Linked DNA regions of Mus musculus: region 1 is linked to region 2. A link is a loop called in an ENCODE intact Hi-C map of the cell type or tissue named here. Cell type or tissue: heart. All regions are shown on one strand. Each heading gives the region's core, and the rest is flanking DNA. Links, peaks and the distances in the headings are about the cores only. Region 1 overlaps Rnf216 (ring finger protein 216). Region 2 holds the start of Fscn1 (fascin actin-bundling protein 1).

What was found. A loop is a pair of places that touch in the nucleus more often than their neighbours do. Peaks named below come from ENCODE experiments on the same cell type or tissue, not always from the same donor. Only the 100,000 strongest peaks of a DNase experiment are listed, where the experiment ranks them.
Region 1: it touches region 2 in a loop (5-fold over the local background); 3 of 42 quality-filtered maps call a loop at or near these places.

Annotation. Positions count from the first base shown.
Region 1 is chr5:143,032,958-143,038,331 of GRCm38, forward strand. All of the region lies in intron 13 of Rnf216 (ring finger protein 216), which reads right to left. Among named protein-coding and RNA genes, the nearest start is that of Gm43380, 3.3 kb to the right of the region's middle. In heart, for the core only: CTCF peaks have their summits at 3,293 and 4,400 (motif pointing left); DNase peaks (open chromatin) are centred at 1,309 and 2,534; H3K27ac peaks cover 1,581 bases.
Region 2 is chr5:142,957,384-142,962,757 of GRCm38, forward strand. Fscn1 (fascin actin-bundling protein 1) reads left to right here and starts at 2,972. Exons shown (of 5, transcript NM_007984.2): 1 at 2,972-3,897. The coding sequence starts at 3,066. In heart, for the core only: a CTCF peak has its summit at 2,968; DNase peaks (open chromatin) are centred at 2,978, 3,628 and 4,778; H3K4me3 peaks cover 3,181 bases; H3K27ac peaks cover 3,477 bases; H3K27me3 peaks cover 917 bases.

The DNA.
Region 1 (5,374 bases), core at 310-5,309, 76 kb after region 2:
GCCAGAAGATCTGGAAGGATACTGATTTAAAGAGTGTGAAAGACACAAGAAACTATGAGAATCAATGTGGCTCAGCTAAATCAAAGCTCGAGCAGATTCAGCAAGCTTCCTTTTCTGGTGGAAGTCACTGGAGGCTCCAGGGACTTCCTCTCTCCCAGGCACACCAGCAGAAGGAGCATGATCCTCACCCACAAGTTCAGTAGCTGGTGTGTTTGGCAAACCAGGGAGGGCACAGTGACATGCCATGACATAGCACGGATGCATGCACATGTACCCAGTGAAAGAGGGTGGTGACAACTCATGAGATCTTTTATTTTACTTTTGTTGTTCGTTTTTGACACAGGGTCTCTCTAAGAGCCCTGGCTGTGCTGGAACTATGTACACCAGACCAGGCTGGCTTCAAACTCTGAGAGATCCACTTGCTTTTGCCAGGAGTGCTGGGATTAAAAGACTGTGCTACCATATCCTACTAGTGTCTTAAACTGAAACTCTTCGAGGAACATATACCCACACAACTGATAGAGTACTTCCCCAATCTGGAACTACACGGTCTGGTGAGGTGCCTTTCCAGGCTGTCAGCCACAACACCCAAGTATCCAACATTCTGTACACCTGAATCAAGCAGTTCAACAATGAGACATATTCCATAAGTTGAAATTTCAAGGAGCACAGATGGGCTTCATATTATAAATAACAATTATTTCAAGGTCTGGTTTATTACAAGCTGGGTTGGTGCTACTTGAGGGTGGCAAGAGGATTAGCAGTTTGAGGTAAGCCTGGGTGATACAAGGAGACCCCATCTTTAAAAAAAAAAAAAACCAAGTAAGAAAAATAAAAATAAAGCTGGTGTGATAGTTCAGTGAGTAAGCGTGATTGATTGCCTGGATTTGCTCCCTGGGACCCAAGGTGGAATCAGAGAACTGATCTGACGACTGTCCTGACTTCCACATGTGCTCCATGGCACAGGTCCCTGCATCACACTTGTGCAAAGATATACATCACCAATAATGATAATATAAACTGAGATTCTCGTGTCACTCTTTTAAATTTTACTTATTAGGTATGTCTGTAAACACAGCTTACATTAGCATGCCCACATGTAATTGAGTGGAGAGTCCTGAGAGACATGCATGGAAGACAAGCCTATACAGTTACTAAGCTGCTTCTGCCCTGTGACAGACACTCTCAGGGTTAAAACACTGTGAGTGGTATAGGATGGGGGCTGGTCTGAGGCAGGGCAGTTCCTACCACATGTTACAGCTGTAGCAGTGGGTGTGACTCAGTGTCTGCCTGCTGTCAGGCATGGCACAGGAATAGCCATACCCACTCAGCCCAGAGGCTGGAGAGGTCTGAGGGGTGACATGTTGTGGCTGAAGGTGCACAGGAGTCAGCAGTTGACAGGAAAGGGCACGCTCAGGCATGGCAGAGGAGCAGAGTGGTGGCTGGGGCAGGAAGGGGTCAGACACTGAAAGGAGACCTGGATTAGCAGGCTGCTGGTGCTAAACGCTACAGGCAGGAGCCAGAAGTCAGGCGGAGTGGAGAGAGTATGAGGATTTGATGGCTGAAGAGGCAGAAGTGGAGATGGTGGATCTGCTGCCCCCTTTGCTCTCCCTGGGTCCTGCCTGCCCATTGTGCATATAAACTCAACCCAGGTTTACACATAAACACAAGCATTAAAAAAAAATCTTTAAAAAAGGGTGGGCAGTACCCAGATTTTTAGAGCTAGAAATTTCAGAAGCCAGGTACTTAAAATGCAAACACCTTCACAAAGGGTACTTTGCAAGAACATCCACTAAGTATTTTTTGGGGGGTGGGGGCCATTTTTTTAAAAAAGATTTATTTATTTATTATATGTAAGTACACTGTAGCTGTCTTCAGACACCCCAGAAGAGGGCGTCAGATCATGTTACAGATGGTTGTGAGCCACCACGTGGTTGATGGGATTTGAACTTCGGACCTTCGGAAGAGCAGTTGAGTGCTCTTACCCACTGAGCCATCTCACCAGCCCCCTTGTTTTCATTTTTAATTACATGTATGTGTACCTCTATGTGCACAAGTGCAGGTGCTCTTAGAAGCCAGAGGCATCAAGTTCTGCTAGAGATAGACTGGAGTTACAGGTGGTTGTAGGATACCTGATGTGGGTGTTAAGAACCTAGAAGAGCACCACGTGTACTTAGCCCGTCTCTCCTGCCTCAAGTGCTCTTAGTTCATCCTCACAGCAACTCTGTGAGGAAAGTCCTGCACTGTAAGTCCTGCACAGGTGCGTGTTTTGAAGGAAATGAGAAAAGCAGCTAAGACAGTCATGTTACTTGGCCAAGGCCATGGAGCTGTAGGCTTGCTCTTTCCCCTCTATTCCCACGGCTTCCCTATGTGGGATCTGTGGGCAAGAACAGGTCATTGTTTAGTGGAAAACTCAAGGTATAAGGGCACAAGGCAAGCTGCGAGGTCCCAGTGGAATCTCATGTGGAGGCCACAAATGGGCCATTGGCAAAGCTGCCTGGTCGCAGCTGCACAAGACGGTGCTTCCTGAGAATGGCCCAGTGAACAGCAGGATGGAATCAGACCAAATCTGAGGCTATTCTTTTTTTAAAGATCACCATAGAGCCTGCTAAACAAAGTAACCTTAAACTGGCCACAAGGAAGTGGCTGTTCCTCCCACCTTCAGTGACTCTGCACATCTGGTGGGACAATAGAAAGAAGCATGGACAAAGAAAGGCCAGAGCCAAGGATCAGCCAGTCACTCCTCATGACGCGACAACCCTGAACCTTTCCTGTGAAAACTCATCAATTGTCTCTGCAATAGTGGCTAGGACTCTGACCATTAGGATTTTTTATTTTTGTGATTTGGGAGTCTCATCATATAGCACAGACTAGCCTATAGCCCAGTCTTCTTGTGTCTGCCTCCTGAGTCTTAAGTTAAGACAAGTGTCACTGTGACCAGCTGTTTAGGATCTGCTGGTGATTATGATTACTACTATCAAAAAATTGGGTCAAAGTTCTGGTTCAGGGTGATATTTGAAATGGCAATGATTTCTGTATTGAAAGGAATGAAAAGACTCTTCACTCGCCCATTCTTGCCTCTTCATCCACTGCTACTGAATGCCAATCCATCTGTCAGGGCATCTCTCTGCAAAGGGCTGAGAGAAGGGCATTATGAAGTCCCGCCCTCTCCATCTTCCTTTAGGATTGTGGGCCCTTATCAGGTCTTGGGGTTCCCTGAGAACTGAGCATGATAAGTTCAGGCCAGGCAAGGGAGGCACTGCTGCTCCACCCTGAGGTTATCTGGGGAAGCTGTTGCATACAGAGAGAATGGAAGGGGGACTGAGGTGTGATTCAGACCTGGAGTGAGGAGCCTGGAGAATGGCCAAGGCCCATAGCCTCTTGCCAGTGACCACATCCTCTACATCAACCCATGGCTAGATGTTTCAAATACCAGAGAATCTGGGAAACCTTGATGACCCTGAATTTTTGGGACATTTGGCTTACATGCCATTACAGTATTTCTCCTTATCTTCCTTCGTCTTCTCCCCCCCCCCCCCCTTGGATTTTTCAAGACAGGGTTTCTCCATGTAACCCGGGCTATCCTGGAACTCATACTGTAGACCAGGCTGGGCTCAAACTCAAAAGATCTGCCTGCCTCTGCCACCTGAGTGCTGGGACTAAAAGGGATGCACCACTACCACCTGGTATGGTCAAGTTTTTTATTATAATTATTATCTTTCATTATTTATTTAAAAGATTTCTATTTATTCTATATATGTGAGTGCACCATCACTGTCCTCAGACACACCAGAAGAGGGCATTGGATCACATTACAGGTGGTTGTGAGCCACCATGTTGCTGGGAATTGAACATAGGACCTCTGGAAGAGCAGTCAGTGCTCTTAGCCATCTCTCCAGCACCTATTTATTATGTATGTATGCGTGTATTTATTTACTTATTTATGAAAAGGTCTCCTTGTAGCTCAGGCCTTGTATCTATCTATCTAGTTTCAACTTCCCAAGTTACAGGTTCTATGTTCCTGCTCTTCTCCCACTTTTTCTAAAAAGTGGTACGTGACAACCAGCTCACACCTTTCCAGAAGTTGCACTCTACATCCAGGAGTTTTCCCTGCTTCAAAACAAACCATTTCTCAGAACTTCAACCTGGGTGTGGTCAGCTAAGTGCTGCGAATCTTGCATTCATCTTGATTTTCTCTTTAGCAAAAGGGCTTCTGAAGGAAAAGATTTCCCTTAAGTTTTAGAAATGTTATTAACACACACTAAAGCTGAAGTGTGTGTGCACTGGACAGATACTGCACTACTTCTCAGTAAAGGAACCACTCAGCATCACTCCCCATAAGGCTAGAAAGTCAAGCACCTCTTTCAGGAGGATCTGGGTTTCTGTCTTAATGCTGCCCTCTAGGGACAAAAGAGTGTAAGAGCCATTTGGTTTCCATCTACCCTGCTTTGGAGACTGGATATCACTTCTAGGGATATCAGAGTCACAGGACGGCTTTCTTCATTACAGTTGGGATCAGGGTTCTGAGATAAAGTGGCTGGCAAAGCCTTCCTGGCATTAGTAACAGTTCAGTTTGCCTTTATCAGAACTGACTTCATGTCAAACCCACCAATTCCTCCCCAGAAGTTAATAAAAGCTGAGTCTGGTTTCTCTGAGGTCCTTCAGCAGATTATTGACAACACCTGGACAAGCAAACATTTACACAGAAGCTTACAAACATCCACCTGAGTTCCTTCTAGGCACCATAGGTCCTATTCTGGGGATAAAAAAGAATCTTGTGCCTGCCAGGAAGTTACACTGGTGGGGGATCATGACATGTTAAATAAATGAAATACAAATAAGACAGCATTATAAGTACTAAGGGGATAAATTCAGGCAGGAATGTCGTAAGGATTAAGGTAGAGGGCTGAAGGTCACAGTCACGAGGTGGATGGTAGAGAAGACCTGTATTTGAAGTAAAGAAGTAAGCTAAAGAAATGCTAGACAGGCATCCAACTGGGATATATTAACTAACAGTTATCCTATTGGTACAGGTGAGTTTTTGTCTATATTTAGGCTGGAAAATCTAAATATAAAACTGGTGGCTATATGTTTCCTAACTATGTGCATCCTGAAGGCTCAAGCCCCATCTTGCTGTCTACTACTATCTTTTACATTAAGAACTGGGCTTTGGGGAAGAGGATCTGTCCTGGCTGAGCCTGCTCTCCTGTTACCTGACCACGATCCCCACTCAACTGGTTTTTTTTTTTTGAGCCTTAAGAAAATGGAATCTCAATGCCAGGCAACTTTAATCTCTGCATTTGGGAGGCAGAGGCCAGCGGATCTCTGTGAGTTTGAGACCAGCCTGGTATACAAATCAAGCTCAGGACAGCCG
Region 2 (5,374 bases), core at 169-5,168:
CGGTTCTGCTGAGATGAACCTCAATTCTCCACAGATGATCTCACCCAGAGCCAGATGGAAGTCCCCCAACATTTAAGCCTCTGTTCTGAGTGCTGGACCCAAACTCATCTTAAGGGAAAACCCAAAGAGCCTTTCTGTGGTTTCCTTCCACAACTGTCTTTCAATGTGTGTATGTGTGCACGTGTGTTTGCTTGTGTGTGTGTGTGTGTACTATGTGCATGTGTGTGAGCATGTGTGTATATGTATGTGCATGAGTGTGTGTGTGTGTGTGTATACATGTGAGCATGTATGTATAGGCCAGAGGTTAGTGATGGGTAACTTTCTCCAGAGCTCTCCACCTTAGTTTTATTGTCTGTGTGTGAGCGGCTGTGGGCACTGTACACCACAGCACATGTGTGGAGGTCAGAGAACAACTTGTGGCTGTCACTTCTCTCCCTCTGTGTGGGTCTAAGACCTGGATCCAGCGCTTTCGCTTGCTTGAGACATCTCGTTGACTAGCTCCTCCGTTGTTAACACAGGGTCTCACTATGTAGGTCCAGTTATCTTGGAATTTGCTCTGTAGACCAGGCCGGCATCAAACTCAGAGATAGACCTGCCTTTGCCTTCAGAGTACTGGGATTAAAGGTGTGCACCACTACCACCCAGTTTAAAATTCTAAAAAGATTTGTGGGTGCAGGGATTTGAGGAGGCCAGGAGAGACTGTTGGATCTCTGGGAACTGGAGTTAGAGGTGGTTGTGAGCCCCCACGGGTGCTGAGAACTGAACTAGGGTGCTTGAGAGGAGCTCGCTCACTGCTGAGCCCCACCTTAGATTTGAGTCCCTCGTACTGAAGCTGAGTTCAGTGATTTGACTGAGCCGACCGCTCAGGGTGGGCTTTTCGATGTGCACCACAGGCCTGGCTTTATAGGTGAGGTCATGCTTGCACAACTGGCCTTTCTTTTGCATTTACGTGTGTGTGTGTGTGTGTGTGTACATGAAGTGAGAGGGGGCAGTATGGGAAGGGTCAGTGGACAACTTAAGGGAGTTGGTTTTGCCTTCCATCATGATGGTCTAGAGACTAAATTCAGCCCCTCAGCCCGGGAGCGTGCCTTTACCCTCCGAGCTCCCAGCTTTGGGTTTTTGAGGCAAGGTTTCATATAGCTTAGGCTGGCCTGGCATTCAAGGTCATCTCAGAGGCCTAGGATGACCTTGTGTTGTCGGTTCTCCGGCCTTTACCTCTGGTGTGCTGGCGTTTGCCTTACCACACCCAGGCATCCCCCATAGCTTAAGCCTAAAGCTCTCGGATGGCCAGCACGCCCATGCCCTGACGTGAAGTTCAGTGACTAATCAATACAGAGCGTTCACGGAGCCCTGACACATAGCAGCATTGACTTAACCTTAACAGCCTGGTGTGTAATGAGGCCAACTTGTCCGATTCTGCCCACGATGCGATGCTCTGGGTTAAACAGGTTTGAACAGAGTACCGGATGGCAGAGAGGGCACCCTCAGTATCGGGTTTTGGCTGTTACTGCTTCCAGTCTTCTGACCTGCTCCCTCAAGGCTGGTCTTAAACTCAAAGCAATCCTCCTGTCCCTGCTTCTCAAGTTCTGGAATTACAAGTGTGACTCACTGTACCCAGGAATATGTGTCTTTATTACAGAGGAAGGAGAGCTCAGAGAGTGAGAGTAACCTGTGCAAAGTCCCACAGCAGGAGAGGATGGCTGGCTATCGGCCGCGAACTTGGTGACCTTTCCTGTGACCTCTAAGGGAGGAACTAGATGTCCCAGCAAGGATTCTAGGGACTTGTCAGGACTGACCTTTGATGATGGGAAAGCCATGCCATCTCCCCTTCCCCTTTGATGGTCGCTGGAGGGGTTTGCCTGGGACAGAGATGCGTTTGGACACAGATCACCGTGAAGACTGGTCAGTTTCAGTACCCTGCCCAGCCTGTGGCTGGGAAGGGCCAGGGGCCCAGATCTTGTGGGCAGCCTGGGGTAGGGCCAGCATTCCAGGGGCCTGCCTGGCATGTGGGGAATGTCCCAGGAGAAGTCTCAGTCCTCCAGAAACTCAAAGGGAAGTGTTCTTACGTGGGGTGGTGTGTGGTGGGAGGTGGGAGGTGGTGTTTGTGGGAATGTCCCTCTGGTCTGGAACCCTGAGGGGCTGCAGTTAGGAGGTACATTGGGGCTGTGCCATTCTAGGGAGCTGACCTGCTTTTCTGATGTCTTCATAAACAGAGACCACTATTCCTGCCTTACCTACCCTGCTTCCTGGTAGACCAGCACCCCGGGGCTTGAGCATCACCACAGTAGGGACTTTTGTGGGCCACTGACTTGGGCCACAGTTACCACAATTTATTTAGAGTCAGCAAGGTGGCTGTACTCTATGCTGACCCGGGAATAGAAATCTCGGTTTCTGCTCAGGAGGCCCAGGCTACAAGGCCTTGAAAAACCCTGAGGCGGGCGGGGCAGGTAGGGCTCTGCATGCGCCTCTCTAGAAATTAACCTCCTTTCTACCCCAGACCCTTCTGGCGTCTCTGGCTTCTTCAAGGACCGGCTCTAAGGCTACTTCCTGGTACACCCTGGACCCTCCCTCCATCCTGAAGGGATCATTATCTTAAACCTGGTCCTTCCCATCGACTGGGTTTGGGGGTAGGGGTGTTTCAGGATGGCCTCAGAGAGCAGGAGAAAGTTGGAGATCAGCCAACTACTGCAGAGCACGACTGTGGAGGAACAGTTAAATGGACTAGCAAACACGAACGGGCCAGAGGCAGAAGGACTGCTATGAGTTCGAGTCCAGCCTGAGCCACACAGATACTTCAAGCCTAGTCTGAGTTACAGAGTGAAACCCGGTCTTAAACCCCAGAAAAACACTCCGGGGAAGCGCAGGGGACCGGGCGCGCGCTGCAGAGCCCCCTCCCCGGCAGGCCCGGGTAGGGGCGTGGCCACGGTGACGTCATCCTCCTATAAAACCCTGGGCGCCGCCGGGCTGGCTTTGTGGAGAACTGCAGCGGGCTAAGCCGTGTTGAACAAAGGAGGTCGGGCACAGCTATCCAAGCTCCCGGGGCCACCGGGCCGCCCTCCGCCACCATGACCGCCAACGGCACGGCAGAGGCTGTGCAGATTCAGTTCGGGCTCATCAGCTGCGGCAACAAGTACCTGACAGCCGAGGCGTTCGGGTTCAAGGTGAACGCATCCGCTAGTAGCTTGAAAAAGAAGCAGATCTGGACGCTGGAGCAACCTCCCGATGAGGCGGGCAGCGCGGCCGTGTGTCTGCGCAGCCACCTGGGTCGCTACCTGGCCGCCGACAAGGACGGCAACGTGACCTGCGAGCGCGAGGTGCCCGACGGCGACTGCCGCTTTCTCGTCGTGGCGCACGACGACGGCCGCTGGTCGCTGCAGTCCGAGGCTCACCGGCGCTACTTTGGCGGCACCGAGGACCGCCTGTCCTGCTTCGCGCAGAGCGTGTCGCCGGCCGAGAAGTGGAGCGTGCACATCGCCATGCACCCGCAGGTTAACATCTACAGCGTTACCCGCAAGCGCTACGCGCATCTGAGCGCGCGGCCGGCCGACGAGATCGCGGTAGACCGCGACGTGCCTTGGGGCGTCGACTCGCTCATCACCTTGGCCTTCCAGGACCAACGCTACAGTGTGCAGACGTCCGACCACCGCTTCCTGCGCCACGACGGGCGCCTTGTGGCACGGCCGGAGCCCGCCACGGGCTTCACGCTGGAGTTCCGCTCCGGCAAGGTGGCCTTTCGCGACTGCGAAGGTCGCTACCTGGCTCCGTCCGGGCCCAGCGGCACCCTCAAGGCTGGCAAGGCCACCAAGGTGGGCAAAGATGAGCTCTTCGCCCTGGAACAGAGCTGCGCTCAGGTGGTGCTGCAGGCGGCCAACGAGAGGAACGTGTCCACGCGCCAGGGTGAGTTGGGGACATGTCCCCTCCCTTGGGTCCTGACCCAGTGCACAAAAGCATCTCTGCACTCCTTCTATTTCCCTATTTCCTCCTGGGCTCCCTTTAGGCTCACAGGCCTCTGGGCTCCGCCATGAGGAGGTGGGCTTCTATTTTGAAAGATCTGATCTCACCAGATAGCCTTGGCTATCCTGGAACTCGCTATGTAGACTGGGCTGGCCCCGAACTCGCAGAAATCTTCCTTCCTGTCTCTTGTGCTGGGAATAAAGGCATGTACCACCCCTCTGTTCAGGACGTAGGCTTCTTCTGCTGGGAGAAGGTGACGTGGGGAAGTGGGTAAGGCCTAACACATTCTAAAGCAATACTGTCCACCACCACCCCCCCCCCCCCCGGCTGGGGGCGTGGGACTCCATAGACCTAGCTTAGATCTTCTCCGTTTCCTCTTCCTTCCCAGTCTGAGCCATCCCCATTCATGAGCCGATTCTTTAGGATAGGCTGTCCCAGGTCTTGGAGAGGAAGGGTTCCCCCTACACCCCCCCTTGTTCATTTCCTCGTGCGTCCTCTCCCGTTTCGCGGGCCTTTGGCTGGAGGGCCAGGGGACAGTCACCCCTGCCCTCCCCGCCTTAAATGGCGAGATAGAGGAGGTTGGAGGGGCTTTTGATCCCGGCGGGGTGTGCTGGGCGGGGTCGGCCCTGCGACTCTTGGTGGTGGTGGGGTTGTCCGTAGGGGCTTCCCCTCCCCCACTCCATCTCCCCTCGCTAAGGCCTGGCGCTCCGGGCCGCGGCCTTTGTGAGCAGGGGGGCGGGTCGCCACGGCTGGGCCCTCCCTCGTCCCCTTTGTCCTGCTAAGGCTCTGCAGATGGGAAAACCAGATGCGGCGGAGCTGGGGGAGGGGATCGGCTTAGGCGGGTCCCTCTGCGGAAGAGCCACCCCCAACCCTCCAGGCGTTGTCCCTGGTCCAGGGTTCATTGAGAAGGCGCGGAGTGAAGCCGCCTGGCTCTTCCTTCGCACCCCGGCTGGCAGGCGGCGTGGCGCGGGTGGCTGCGCGCCAGGCGCCCTCCCTGCCCTCCTATGCACGCCTTGCGGTCCGGCACTCGGCGGAGTGTCCCTCCAAAAGCCTCTACTCTCGAGTGAACCGGTCCCCAAGGCCTCTCTGGCTGGGAACAACCGTTTGCAGCTCTATTTGTCCCCATCCAGGGCCTCCAGCAGGCTGGCAGGCCATTTCCGACCGGCATGGGCATGGTACAAGTAGGCGCCTCCTTTCTGGCGTACCCCCGACTCTTCAAAGGGTCTTTGCTGCCTGCTGGTAGGGGCTTGTGAGATCTCGCTTCCTTGGTTGGGAAACTGAACCCCAGGCTTTGGAGATAGCTGGATGGGAGCCAGTCTGTGGGGAGGAAGACCCCCCTCCCCCAATGCAGAGGGCAAAGCCTTGGGTGGGGCCTGCTTGAGTTTGGCTGAATAACGCTCAGAAAAGTGCGACCATTTGC